Regions from separate parts of the Homo sapiens genome. Here region 2 is linked to region 1. A link is an interaction called in ENCODE POLR2A ChIA-PET data of the cell type or tissue named here. Cell type or tissue: Panc1. All regions are shown on one strand. Each heading gives the region's core, and the rest is flanking DNA. Links, peaks and the distances in the headings are about the cores only.

Evidence for each region. Peaks named below come from ENCODE experiments on the same cell type or tissue, not always from the same donor. Only the 100,000 strongest peaks of a DNase experiment are listed, where the experiment ranks them.
Region 2: POLR2A ChIA-PET joins it to region 1 with 9 read pairs; 2 of 35 experiments call an interaction of 5 or more read pairs at or near these places.

What each region holds. Positions count from the first base shown.
Region 1 is chr3:194,514,385-194,520,546 of GRCh38, reverse strand. No RefSeq gene overlaps it. Among named protein-coding and RNA genes, the nearest start is that of ATP13A3-DT, 30 kb to the right of the region's middle. In Panc1, for the core only: no CTCF peak of the experiment used is centred there; no DNase peak of the experiment used is centred there; H3K27ac peaks cover 519 bases.
Region 2 is chr3:194,983,443-194,989,604 of GRCh38, reverse strand. The region is part of intron 3 of LOC105374294 (a long non-coding RNA gene); the gene reads left to right. Among named protein-coding and RNA genes, the nearest start is that of XXYLT1-AS1, 110 kb to the left of the region's middle. RefSeq lists enhancers at 1,005-1,505, 2,798-3,298. In Panc1, for the core only: no CTCF peak of the experiment used is centred there; no DNase peak of the experiment used is centred there; H3K4me3 peaks cover 395 bases; H3K27ac peaks cover 1,248 bases.

The DNA.
Region 1 (6,162 bases), core at 622-5,621:
ATCTCCTTTGACTCCATGTCTCGCATCCGGGTCACGCTGATGCAAGAAGTGGGTTCCCATGGTCTTGGGCAGCTCAGCCCCTGTGGCTTTGCAGGGTACACCCTCCCTTCTGGCTGCTTTCATGGGCTGGTGTTGAGTGTCTGCCGATTTTCCAGGCACATGTGCAAGCTGTCGGTGGATCTACCATTCTGGGGTCTGGAGGACAGTGGCCCTCTTCTCACAGCTCCACTAGGTGGTGCCCCAGTTGGGACTCTGTGTGGGGACTCCAACTCCACATTTCCTTTCCACACTGTCCCAGCAGAGGTTCTCCATGAGGGCCCTGTCCCTGCAGCAAACTTCCTGGATATCCAGGCGTTTCCATACATCCTCTGAAATCTAGGCAGAGGTTCCCAAGCCTCAGTTCTTGACTTCTGTGCACCCACAGGTTGAATTCCACATAGAAGCTTCCAAGGCTTGAGGCTTGCACCCTCTGCAGCCACGGCCCGAGCTGTACCTTGGGCCCTTTTAATCATGGCTGGAGTAGCTGGGATGCAGGGCACCAAGTCCCTAGGCTGCACACAGCACGGAGACCCTGGGCCTGGCCCAAGAAACCATTTTTTTCCTCCTAGGCCTCTGGTCCCGTGATGGGAGGGGCTGCCATGAAGACCTCTGAAATGCCCTGGAGACATTTTCCCCATTGTCTTGGAGATTAATATTTGGGTCCCCATTTCTTATGCAAATTTCTGCAGCCAGCTTGAATTTCTCCTCAGAAAATAGAATTTTCTTTTCTATTACATTGTCAGGCTGCAAGTTTCTGAACTTTTATGCTCTGCTTCCCTTATAAAACTGAATGTGTTTAAGAACGCCCAAGTCACCTCTTGAATACTTTGTTGCTTAGACATTTCTTCCACCAGATACTCTAAATCATCTCTCTCAAGTTCAAAGTTCTGCAAATCTCTAAGGCAGGAGCAAAATGCCACCAGTCTCTTTGCTAAAACATAACAAGGGTCACCTTTGTTCCAGTTCCCAACAAGTTCCTCATCTCCATCTGAGACCACCTCAGCCTGGACCTTATTGTTCATATCACTATCAGCATTTTTGTCAAAGCCATTCAACAAGTCTCTAGGAAGTTCCAAACTTTCCCACATTTTCCTGTCTTCTTCTGAGCCCTCCAAACTGTTCCAGCCTCTGCCTGATAACCCAGTTCCAAAGTCGCTTCCACATTTTTGGGTATCTTTTCAGCAGCACCCCACTTTATTGGTACCAATTTACTGTATGAGTTTATTTTCATGCTGCTGATGAAGACATACCCGAGACTGGGAAGAAAAAGAGGTTTAATGGACTTACAGTTCCACATGGCTGGGGAGGCCTCACGATCACAGCGGAAGGCAAGGAGGAACAAGTCACATCTTACATAGATGGTGGCAGGCAAGAGAGGGAGGTTGTGCGGGGAAACCGTTTTTAAAATCATCAGATCTTGTCATTCACTATCATGGGAACAGCGCAGGAAAGACCCACACCCATAATTCAATCACCTCCCACTGGGTTCCTCTCATGACATGTGGGAATTGTGGGAGTTACAATTCAAGATGATGTCGGGGTGGGGACACAGCCAAACCATATCACCAACACGACCACATTTCTCATTTCATTACTAAAAATGGTTTCAGATATTTTACAAGGTTTTTTGGTTTGGTTGGACTGGGTTTAAGTTTGGTCATTAGGGGATCTCCCATTAGGAATATACAGTGGAATTCCTGAGTGTTAAGGTCATTTGCAATAGTTTCTCACTGTGTAGTTACACCATCAACTCAACAGATTGACTTGTTTCATTTTGTCAAGTCTAATTTGGTTTTATACTTTTCTAAAGTACTATATCCACAAACTTCCAACATAAATCTATAAAACAAGATATATTTAGAAAAGTCTAGCTTCTATCCCAATCCTCTCACTTTATTTCCTCTCTCCTCCTATGTGATGTATGGTATATTCATATTCCCCTCTCCAATGATAGCATATTATCAGAATTTTCTTCACCTGGCTTTTTACTCATTAGGTTATATTCTGGTGATCACAACATATAACATAGAAATATGCCTCATTTCCTTTCAAAGCTGCATGGCACTCCATTATGTGTAGGTATCTTAGTTTATTTACTCCGTTCCCTATTGATGGGCATTGAGTTATTTCCAGTCTTTTGCTACTACCAATGTTTCTGTAATAAATAGCCTTATGTATATTAATTTTTGAATTTTTGACTGTGTGCCGTTTTTATTTTTATTTTTTTTAGAGATAGGGTCTTCCTATGTTGCCCAGGCTGGTCTTGAGCTCCTGAGCCCAAGAGATTCTTCCACTTTAGCCTCCCAGAGTGTTAGGATCGCAGGCATGAGCGACCACATCCAGCTGAAAGTGTGTCTTTAGGATGGATTCGTAGAAGTGAGATTTCTAGGTCAAAAGGTAAATGTCTATCTAAAATTGCTGGATATTGCTGCATTGCTCAAGAAACTTATTCTGTTGTGGAAGGAATTATAATGAAGGGATTAGGAAGTGGAGGAAGAAAACTGAGACCTCCCTGAAGGGCTGACATCAACCTCCCTATAGGAAGGACCCACCTTGACAGGTGGTTTGTTCACATGCGGCTGAGAAGATTAGGGTGCTTTTCACCCTTCCCAAATCCTCACTGAAAGGAGGTGGTGCCACTCCTCACCCTGAACCTGTTGCCATGCGCTGCCTCACCAGCTCCTTAAAAGGAAGGCAGTGGTTAATGTTAAAGCAAAATGAATAAGCCTCATAAACTAAAAAGTGGAAAATAACCTAGCAACTTATTACCATCCAATTTCAGTCAGTTCACTCCCTCAGGAAAGCAAATTGCAATCAGGAGATGGTGCCATGCAACCTGCAGCAGCGCGTTTGCAGAGGACAACCCAGGGTCGAATGGGCCATCTCCCTTAGCTGGAAAGACGGCAGGCCACGTTTCTCAGCACTGTTTTTTTCAGCTTCTGATGACACTGAGGATCTCCTGGAGAGTTCCCTGGCAGCAGAGCAAGGAGTTTTGATTTCTGAGTGTTTCCCTGGAGCAAGGGCCTGCCCTGTTGGCTACAGGCACCGTCTGGTGAAGTGTAGATCTGCCAGGCTCCTTGATATGCTTGTTCCAGCAAACTGATGGCACTATCTCTGATGCCTCCACCAGATTTTGCCACTGTCTACCTTGGATGGTCACCCTGCATGGACAGGCCTGGCTTTGCATACAAGGCTATATATTGTGGGGGACTGGTCAGAGCGGTGGAAAAACTATAGGGAAAGGATGCAAACCTTCTGAAAGGTCAGAAGGTTCTGCAGAGCCTGGGGGGAGAATAGCAGAAAGCAGCTGTTCTATAACCCTGGGGCAGAGGGCAAGGAGTAGGTACAAGGGAGTGTGGGGGAATTTATCTTAAACAGGCTTGTTTACTTATGTTGACCAGGAACTGACTGTTGATCATCCGCGTGCATGATGTTGCCTGAAAAGGGAATGATAAATGTTAATTACCTGCAGGTTGTGTTGGCTCCAGGTTTTCGTCATTGTGCCTGCACTGAATAAAAGCAAGCAGCTCCAGCTCTCGGGCTGCTCTCTGGACACTAGAGCCAGGCAGTCGCCTAGCTGCTCTTACACTGCATACCTCTGTCTGAGTACTCATTTCATCTGTCAGCCAGGGTCTGCGGGACAGACCCAGCAATACATGCCCTGAAGACGGGGGTCCTGTCAGCATCACCTCTGGATCCCCAGGAATGCTGGTGCTGACACCAGGGTTTACCACCAGCTGGTAAAACTAGGGCAGCCTAAAAATGGGAACCCCTTCCAAGCCTTTTGTGAGGATTTACAGATGCAGAGCTGTGGTATGGAGCCCTTCGTAAAGTATCAAGTCAAATACAGATGCTCCTCGACTTAAGTTGGGGTTACGTCCACCGGCCATGGTGGCTCATGCCTGTAATCCCAACTATTAGGGAGGAGGAGGTGGGAGGATAGCTTGAGCCCAGAAGTTCGAGACCTGCCTGGGCAATACAGCAAGACGCCGTTCTCCACAGAAAGGAAAAAAAAAAGACAAAAAAAAAAAAAATAACCAAGCAAGTGTAAGATGGGGTTATATCCCTGTAAACCCATCATCAACTGAAAATATCATTAAGTCAGTCACCATTAACTCAGGGACTGTCTGTACAGGCATTGTTATTATTAGAGTAAGCACTTGATAAATGCTTAACAAACGAGTAAATAAATAGTGGTGTGGAAAAAAAAGAATGATGAGAATAAACGTCCCCGAGGCCAGGCGTGGTGGATCACGCCTATAATCTCAGCACTTTGGGAGACCGAGGTGGACAGATCACTTGAGGTCAGGAGTTCGAAACCAGCCTGGCCAACATGATGAAACCTCATTTCTACTAAAAATACAAAAATTAGCTGGGCATGGTGGTGTGAGCCTCTAGTCCCAGCTACTCGGGAGGTTGAGGCAGGAGAATCACTTGAACCTGGGAGGTGGAGGTTGCAGTGAGCCGAGAACGCACCATTGCACTCCAGCTTAGGTGAAAGAGTGAGACTCTGCCTCAAAAAAAAAAAAAAAAAGAGTAAGTGTCTCAGGAGTTTCAATTAGTGGGGGGGTGGGGGCAGTGAAGTAGAGTGATTGGAGGATGGTTGGGTTTGGACGGATTTGGAGATGTTGGCATATGGGAGTGGGGAACATTTCTAGGAAGGGAAAATTTACATTCGCATTCAGTTTAGCAACAAGCACTGTTTATTTGCAGCAACATTCTGGTCAGAGGAGTCCTCTAAGTAAGTTGGGAGAAACAGTACAAAGGTAACTAAATGATCACTAACACCAATTGTGTCACTTTGTGCTGAGTGACCTCCTTTAATCCTCGTGGCAGCCTCATGAGAGGGTATTATCACACTCAAGTAATAGAGGAGGGACGTGAGACACAGCAAAGCGCATAAACTTACCTGCAGGAGAGCGAGAGACAAACCACTGAAGAGCCTTTAATGCCCAAGTAGGAATTTGAACGACCACAGTCAGAAGGGAGGCACTGAAGAGACTTGAGCACAGGAGTGACATGGTCGTATGGGTGCTTCAGAGAAACGCAGTATTGTATAGCAGCTGGGAGTTTGGAGTTTGGCACCAGACCACTTGGTTCTTCTAAAATCCCAGTTCCGGCCAGGCGCGGTGGCTCACCCCTATAATCCCAGCACTTTGGGAGGCTGAGGCGGGCAGATCACCTGAGGTCAGGAGTTTGAGACCAGCCTGGCCAACATGGCGAAACCCTGTCTCTACTAAAAATACAAAAATTAGCCAGGTGTGGTGGTGTGTGCCTGTAATCCCAGCTACTTGGGAGGCTGAGGCAGGAGAATTGCTTGAACCCAGGAGGTGGAGGCTGCAGTGAGCCGAGATCACATTACTGCACTCCAGCCTGGGCGACAGAGCAAGACTCTGTCTCAATAATAATAATAATAATAATAATAATAAATAAGTTAAATAAATAAAATCCCAGTTCTGCTCCTTGCTTGCTGTGAGATCTTACAAATATTATTTAACTGCACTGAGCCTCAGTTTCTTCATCTATAAAATGCGGGTAATAAAGGCACCCAGCTTATGGGGTCTTTTAGAGGAATAAAGTAACACATGTAGAACACAGCACAGTGATGCCGTGTATGTGTATGACAATTGTAAGTTATCATGAATATGTTAGCTATCTACCGGGTGGCCTGGAGAGAGGTCAGAGGTAGGGGGCAGCAGCAGGCACAGACTGAAGGCAAGGGTGGAATAGAGAGTAAGATATTTTAAAGCAAGCCTCAATAGGAATCATTACTTGCACACGTGGGATAACAAAAATACCTAAGAATGACTCTCAGATTCCCAGTCTTTTCTTTTTTCTTTAAGTATTTGCCCTTTTCTTTTAGTTTCTCAAGATTCCCAATCTTTTTATTTATTATTATTATTTTTTGAGACGGAGCTTCACTCTTATTGCCCAGGCTTGAGTGCAGTGGCACAATCTCGGCTCACTGCAGCCTCTGCCTCCCAGGTTCAAGCGATTCTCCTGCCTCAGCCTACTGAGTAGCTGGGATTACAGGCATGCGCCATCATGCCCTGCTGGTTTGGTATTTTTAGTAGAGATGAGGTTTCATCATGTTGGCCAGGCTGGTCTCGAACTCCTGACCTC
Region 2 (6,162 bases), core at 556-5,555, 470 kb before region 1:
GGAAGCCTTGTGGTGTCTTGCTCTTGCCGCCTTGGACTTCTGCTGCCGTGTGAATGCGCTGCTGGAGAACCGAGACACCCTGGCTGATAGCATGCTCAGGGATGAACATGTGTATGAGGCCGTCCTAGGCCATGCAGGCCCAGCCGGGCTGTCCGCTAACTGGAGCTGCATAAGTGACCCCAGATGAGACTAGCAGAAAAACCACTGCTGGTTCCAGCCCACATTGTTGACTCAGAGAGTGTGAACCAATAAGTGTCATGTGAAGCCACTAGGTCAGGAGGATTTGTTAGTTGTTGCAGAGACAAATGTGGGCTCCCCTTCCGTATGGTGGGCTTGTTGTTGGGAGGTGGCCACTCGACCAGACACTACATCTCCCCACTCTTCCATGTCAAGTATGGCCACCATAGAGCTGGCTCTCGCCAGTGGAGTATGAATGGAAGTCACGTGCAATACCCCTGGGCTGAGGCTTAGGAGTGGATGGGCTTTCTCCACTCTGTCTTCCCCCTTCTGTTGACTGGAAACAGAGGCCTTCTGGGTCCTCGGGGATGGGGAAACCACAGGAAATGATGAACCTGAGTTCCTGGTCCCCATGTGACGAATAGCCCACCCATAAGGAATGCTGGCGTTGGATGTTATAGGAGTGATCAACTTCTTTTGTGTTAAGACTTTGAAGGTTTGAGGTGTTTGTTAGAGCAAGTGACTAATAGAGCTCACAATGACAAATTTCTCTGGTGGGCACTACTCCAAGCCTTTTACATTTATTAACCTCCTTCATCCTTCCAGCAGCCCCACAAAGAAGGGATTATTTTCACCTTGACAGAGGTGGAAACTGCCACTCTAAGGGATGAAGTGAATTTCCCAAGGGCGCACCTAGAATAAAGTGGGTGGGGACTAGATCTAGACAACCTGTGAGCTAGTTCCTGGTCCTGCCCTGTCTCTCCTGCGCCCTCTGGGGCAGTTTCCTCGTCTGTAAAATGGATTGGGAGAGAGGAGGCTAAAATCACGAGCTTTCCTCTAAAGCCCTGACTTCCTAGGTTTCTGTGGTTCTCAGACTTGACATTGGGACACAGGTACAGGAGAGTCAGGGCATGAAGGGAATTCACAGTCCTGCTTCCTAAGTCCCAGGAGGTTCATCTTGGTCTCTAGACCGTTCTGTAATCAGTAGCGTGGTGGGGGCAGCCGGGCTGAATTGGCAAATCCTGGGAGCTGCAGTGTTACGACTTAGAAGACAGGAGTCAAAATGTGTGGTACCTGCACGTCGGTGTCTCTCCAGGGAAACCCAGGCCTGGCACTCCCTGTCCACAACAACTCCACAAAGTTTGTACCCGGTGATGGGCATGGTCCTATTGTTGCCTGGGGAGGCCCTGATCAGGGGGCTGGCAGAGTCAGGGCTGTGCCTTGGCATGAGAGAGTTGGAGACAAAAGCTTTGGACAGTAGGTTGGGTAGGGAACTGGAATGCCCTCTCCCGCTACGTGGCACATAGGAAAGCAAAAGCCCAAAGAGGCTGAATGACTTGCCCCAGGTTGCCCAGCCAGCTGGGGCCAGGCCCCTTTTCCTGCGTCATGCTGCCTGCTGGGCCTGGGCTGGGGTCAGCACACCGATGCCTTTTGGCTGTGTTTTTTCCGTGTGTCTGATGTAGAGAAGAATTTTGAAAATATACTTGGGAGAAGCTTCTTCTCTTCGGAAGTCCCACGCAAAAAACCTCAGAGGAGAGGACGGCCCTGCACGCCTATTGACTTCAGGGCCTCCAGCTGCCCCTCTCCTCCCTTAAGGTCCTCGCAGGGAACCCTGCTAGACTGACGTCTGAGGGTGGTAGCTGTCAGGCATCTGCCTTGTGTGCAGTTTCAGTTCAGTCAGACACTGATGTGTTCGAGAGGAGGCCTGGATTCTGCTCCCAACGTGGCGAGTCACCAACTACATGATTTGGTGGGAAGCCTCAATTTCCTTATCTGGGAGGAGGGAGGGAAGGGGAGTGGGCTGGACTAAACAGCCTCTGAGGCCCCTGGGACCCTATTCCTGCAGAAATAGGAAAGATATTCTGGGGTGTATATAGGTATCTATATGTCTAGACACACACGCACATATGCATATGTATATATCTATTTATATTCATTCTCTCTACATATGTTTATATTCATATATATTTATATTCATTTTTTTTTTTGAGATGGAGTTTCACTCTTGTCACCCAGGCTAGAGTGCAATGGCACTATCGTGGCTCACCGCAACCTCTGCTTCCTGGGTTCAAGCCATTCTCCTGACTCAGCCTCCTGAGTAGCTGGGATTACAGGTGCCTGCCACCATGCCCGACTAATTTTTGTATTTTTAGTAGAGACGAGGTTTCACCATGTTGGCCAGGCTGGTCTCGAACTCCTGACCTCAGGTGATCCACTCGCCTCAGCCTCCCAAAGTGCTGGGATTGCAGGCGTGAGCCAATGTGCCCAGCCTATTTATATTCATTCTATTTATATATAACATTATATATGTCTCAGCTTTGGAGCCTGATATTTCCAAAAGAAGCCTGGCTCATTAAGGAAGTGGAATGAATATAATCCTATTGTCGCACAACACTTACCGCCTACACACGTCCTCATACAAGGGGGTTGGGGAAGACTCAGGTTCAGCGTCAAGCCCACGGCTCTGGGGTGGGAGGGGCCTGGATTCTTGACTCTTTTGTTGCTTAGTTCCATCTTGGATTTTGCCTTTTCAACTTGGCCCTGGTTCAGCCAGGCCCGACTGGGTGTCTAGGCCCTTGGCAAAGCCATTGCATAAGCAGGAAGCTATGCAGCAACTGTGGCACGGCGGAGACTGTGTGGTGAGGTTGCAGAACCAGGTAGGGAGTCTGACTAGACCAGCCCTGACTCAGCTTGTTTCCAGACGACCTAGGTGTGGGGGGCGTTGCCACATCAGTCAGGACTCCCTCTGTTGAGCGTGACAGAAACCCAGCTCACGCTTGCCTACACACAAAGGGAGGCTTTGGGCTCCAGAAATTGGGAAAGACAGGGGTGGAGTGGACCTCAGGCATGACCGGATGGCAGCCTCAATGCAGCCAGCTCTCAATCTGTGAATGGTCACCATTATTTTCTACTACACACAGGATAACCTGGGACGGGGAGCCGTGGGAGGCAGAGGCCCCGCTGCAGACAACCCAGTTTAAATTACCCTAGTTGGTGACTGTGGAAAAGAAAGAGCTCAGAGTATACAGGTTCCAGGGAAGGCTGTGGTCAGCTGCCTTAGGCCACAGGCCCACCTCTGGGACTGACATCATGTTCAGGCCAAGTTAGGGCAGAGGGGACTGCTATGGCAGTGAAGTCAAATCCTAAGGGATGGGCCATGTGGAGGAGCAGTTCTACGAATAAGGTCAACTGCTATCAGAGAGGGGGCCATCAAGATCCTGAGGATGAGATCAAAAGGCTAGCTACCCACTAAAGATCCAGCAGCAGTCAGCATCCAATAAGGAGGGCACAGAGAGTTTCCTATAAAGAACTGAGGTTGAGGCCGGGCGCGGTGGCTCACGCCTGTAATTCCAGCACTTTGGGAGGCTGAGGTGGGCGGAGCAGGAGGTCAGGAGATGGAGACCATCCTGGCCAACTTGGTGAAACCCCTTCTCCACTAAAAATACAAAAATTAGCCAGGCGCGGTGGCGGGCGCCTGTAGTCCCAGCTACTCAGGAGGCTGAGGCAGGAGAATCGCTTGAACCCGGGAGGGGGAGCCTGCAGTGAACTGAGATGTCGCCACCGCACTCCAGCCTGGCGACAGAGCTAGACTGCATCTCAAAAACAAAACAAAAACAAACAAACCAACAAAAAAAACTGAGGTTGAAACGAGGACACAGTCCAGGAAAGCCAGGGCATGAAGGGGATTTTCAGCAGAGCAGGAGTGAAAGTCTCTGCTTTGTAAGTCCTGGGAGGTCCATCTTGGTCTCCAGACTCTTCTCTGCAGTCATCAGGGTGACAGAGACTGACAGGGTGAGCAGAAGTGGCAACTGCAGAAGGCAGCTACTACTATTTCTGTGGCTGAAGGGGCGAAGGGGGACATTTAGAAACACAGCGGAGGGACCCTGCAGAGCCGACTTGAGGAGAGGTCTCTGCGCGCTGGCGCTGGGGCCCTGCAGACAAGGGCCCACTTGCCTGGGATCCCAACCTCTGAGCAGGGGTCTGAGCCGGCTCTTGGGCCACAGGGTGACGCAACTGCTTCTGCCAGAGTTGGAGAAGCTGCAAGCTGCGTTCCGCTGCGGCTCCGGTTTGGCACTGCCGGCTGTTGGCTGGGGAGGGAGACAACGAGCTCCCAGGAACAGGAAGCCCGCAGGAAGCGGACAGGGAGCAAATAGGAAGAGCAAGTCCTGCCTCCCGCACCAGCCTGGAGGTGCCGCTCTAGCGCCCGGGCTGCAGAGCCTACACAGACCCGGCTGGCAGAGCGGAGCCGCGGGCAGAGTCCCAGCTCCAGCATCACCAGTTGGCGCCCAGAGGACGGGCGTGGAGCATAGAGGTCGTGACTGAAAAGCGGCCCCAGAGGTCTCCCTGCAGGCCTTCTGGTGGGTGCGGGAGTCCGTGCGACAGCCATCTCCCTCGGGAGGCTGGCAACTTCTTGAGGTCAGGGACGTGCTGGCTTCGCTGTGCATCCTCCACGGGGCCTGATATCCTTCCCCAGGCAGAGCAGGCCGTCGTAAGCAGGTGTTATGCTGAAATGAGCTGCATGGCAGGAGCCCTTGTCAGGCAAGGTGTCCTGGGCAGCTCCGCAGCCCTCCCTGCCCAGCCCTCAGAGTTCCTGTGTGTTTTCCCGGGGCGTGGTTCCAGGCTTTCCCTGGAGTCCCGCATGGGGCCAGGGTGGGGGTGTTGAACACTGGACCTTGAACACAACTGGGGCAGGCTCTGCCCAGACCTGGCAGATGCACCCTAAACTTCCTTCTCATCCTCCTCCACCTGCAAATGAAGTCAACAGCAGGATCTTAGCTCCACCAGTTACAGACTGTCTGGCTTTGGGCAGGTTATTGGGCCATTCTGAGCCTCAGTTTCCCCAGAATGCCCTCTTCAGTCTCTTAATCCCTGCACCGGGAGACAGGAAGAGACTCTTGGCCCTCTTCATCCCATCCATTCCTCTCCCCTGTCTCCTGCTCCTTACTGGAGTGTGATTTTAACACAACACATCATAATTATGCTTTGAAAGGCAGTCAGTATTAGCAAGGCAGATATCTGTTTAGCTGGAAAAAAAGGAAAGATCCAGGTCAGCTGGGACTTGCTGAGCAGAGCTCATGGACAGCTGCAGGCGAGGCAGGGGGAGCAAAGGGGTAGAGAAGGCGAGGGAGGACAGGGGCTCTGCAACAACCTGAAGGAAGCAGGAGACCAGGTGGGCCCCATGCCCTGGGCTCCTGTGAATTCCAGAGCAGCTGAGCATTTAGACAGGAATCCTCAGGAGAAGGCTGGAGCCCCCCAGCCTCCAGCTGCATCAGGGCAGGACAGCAGGGCGACAGGCCCAGTGGGGTAAGGGACACAAAAGTGTTTATGGACCATGTGGGAATGGGATTAGGCCAGTGCTCAGTAAAGTAGAGGCTCTGATGAGATTTTATGGGCCATATCAAAGGTTTTTGTATAAGTTTTTCTCCCTCTTCCATCTCAAGTTCTTTCATGGCAGGTACTGGGTCTGAGTTTTCTCTGATGGTGCCCAGAGAGTATGTTGGGTGTATCTGGGGACCACACTCAAGTCTGGGTGAGTGTTTGGAGGGGCTTCTGGCAGCGTGGCCTATGCTACTGGAGAGCCATGGGTCTGTAAGCTCAGACAATGGTGTGAGCAGTGGCAGATGTGACATTTCCCAGCCAGGAGCCCTGGCAGGCAGGCAGAGGGGATCAAAGCACAGGGACCTCATTTTCAGCCAGAGAAGGGATTAATGAAGAGCCCAGTGTCCCAAAGGGAGGCTAATTGGGTTCCGAAGAGTGGTAAGTGTTCCTGGGCTCACTTGGCATGGTCCTACCCTCTGAGCCCTGTTTCCTCAAGAATTTAATTTAATGTCCCTTTGTTGAACGCAGCTGTTGGGGGAGGAGTGATTTGGGCTGTTTGGGCTGTTTTGTTTTCCTCCCTCTTTCTTTTCCATCTTTCCCTCCTTTCTTCTCTTGTGGGAAGATGCCAGTGCTTGGTGAACTGGCTGGTTGGGGTGTCCAGACCAA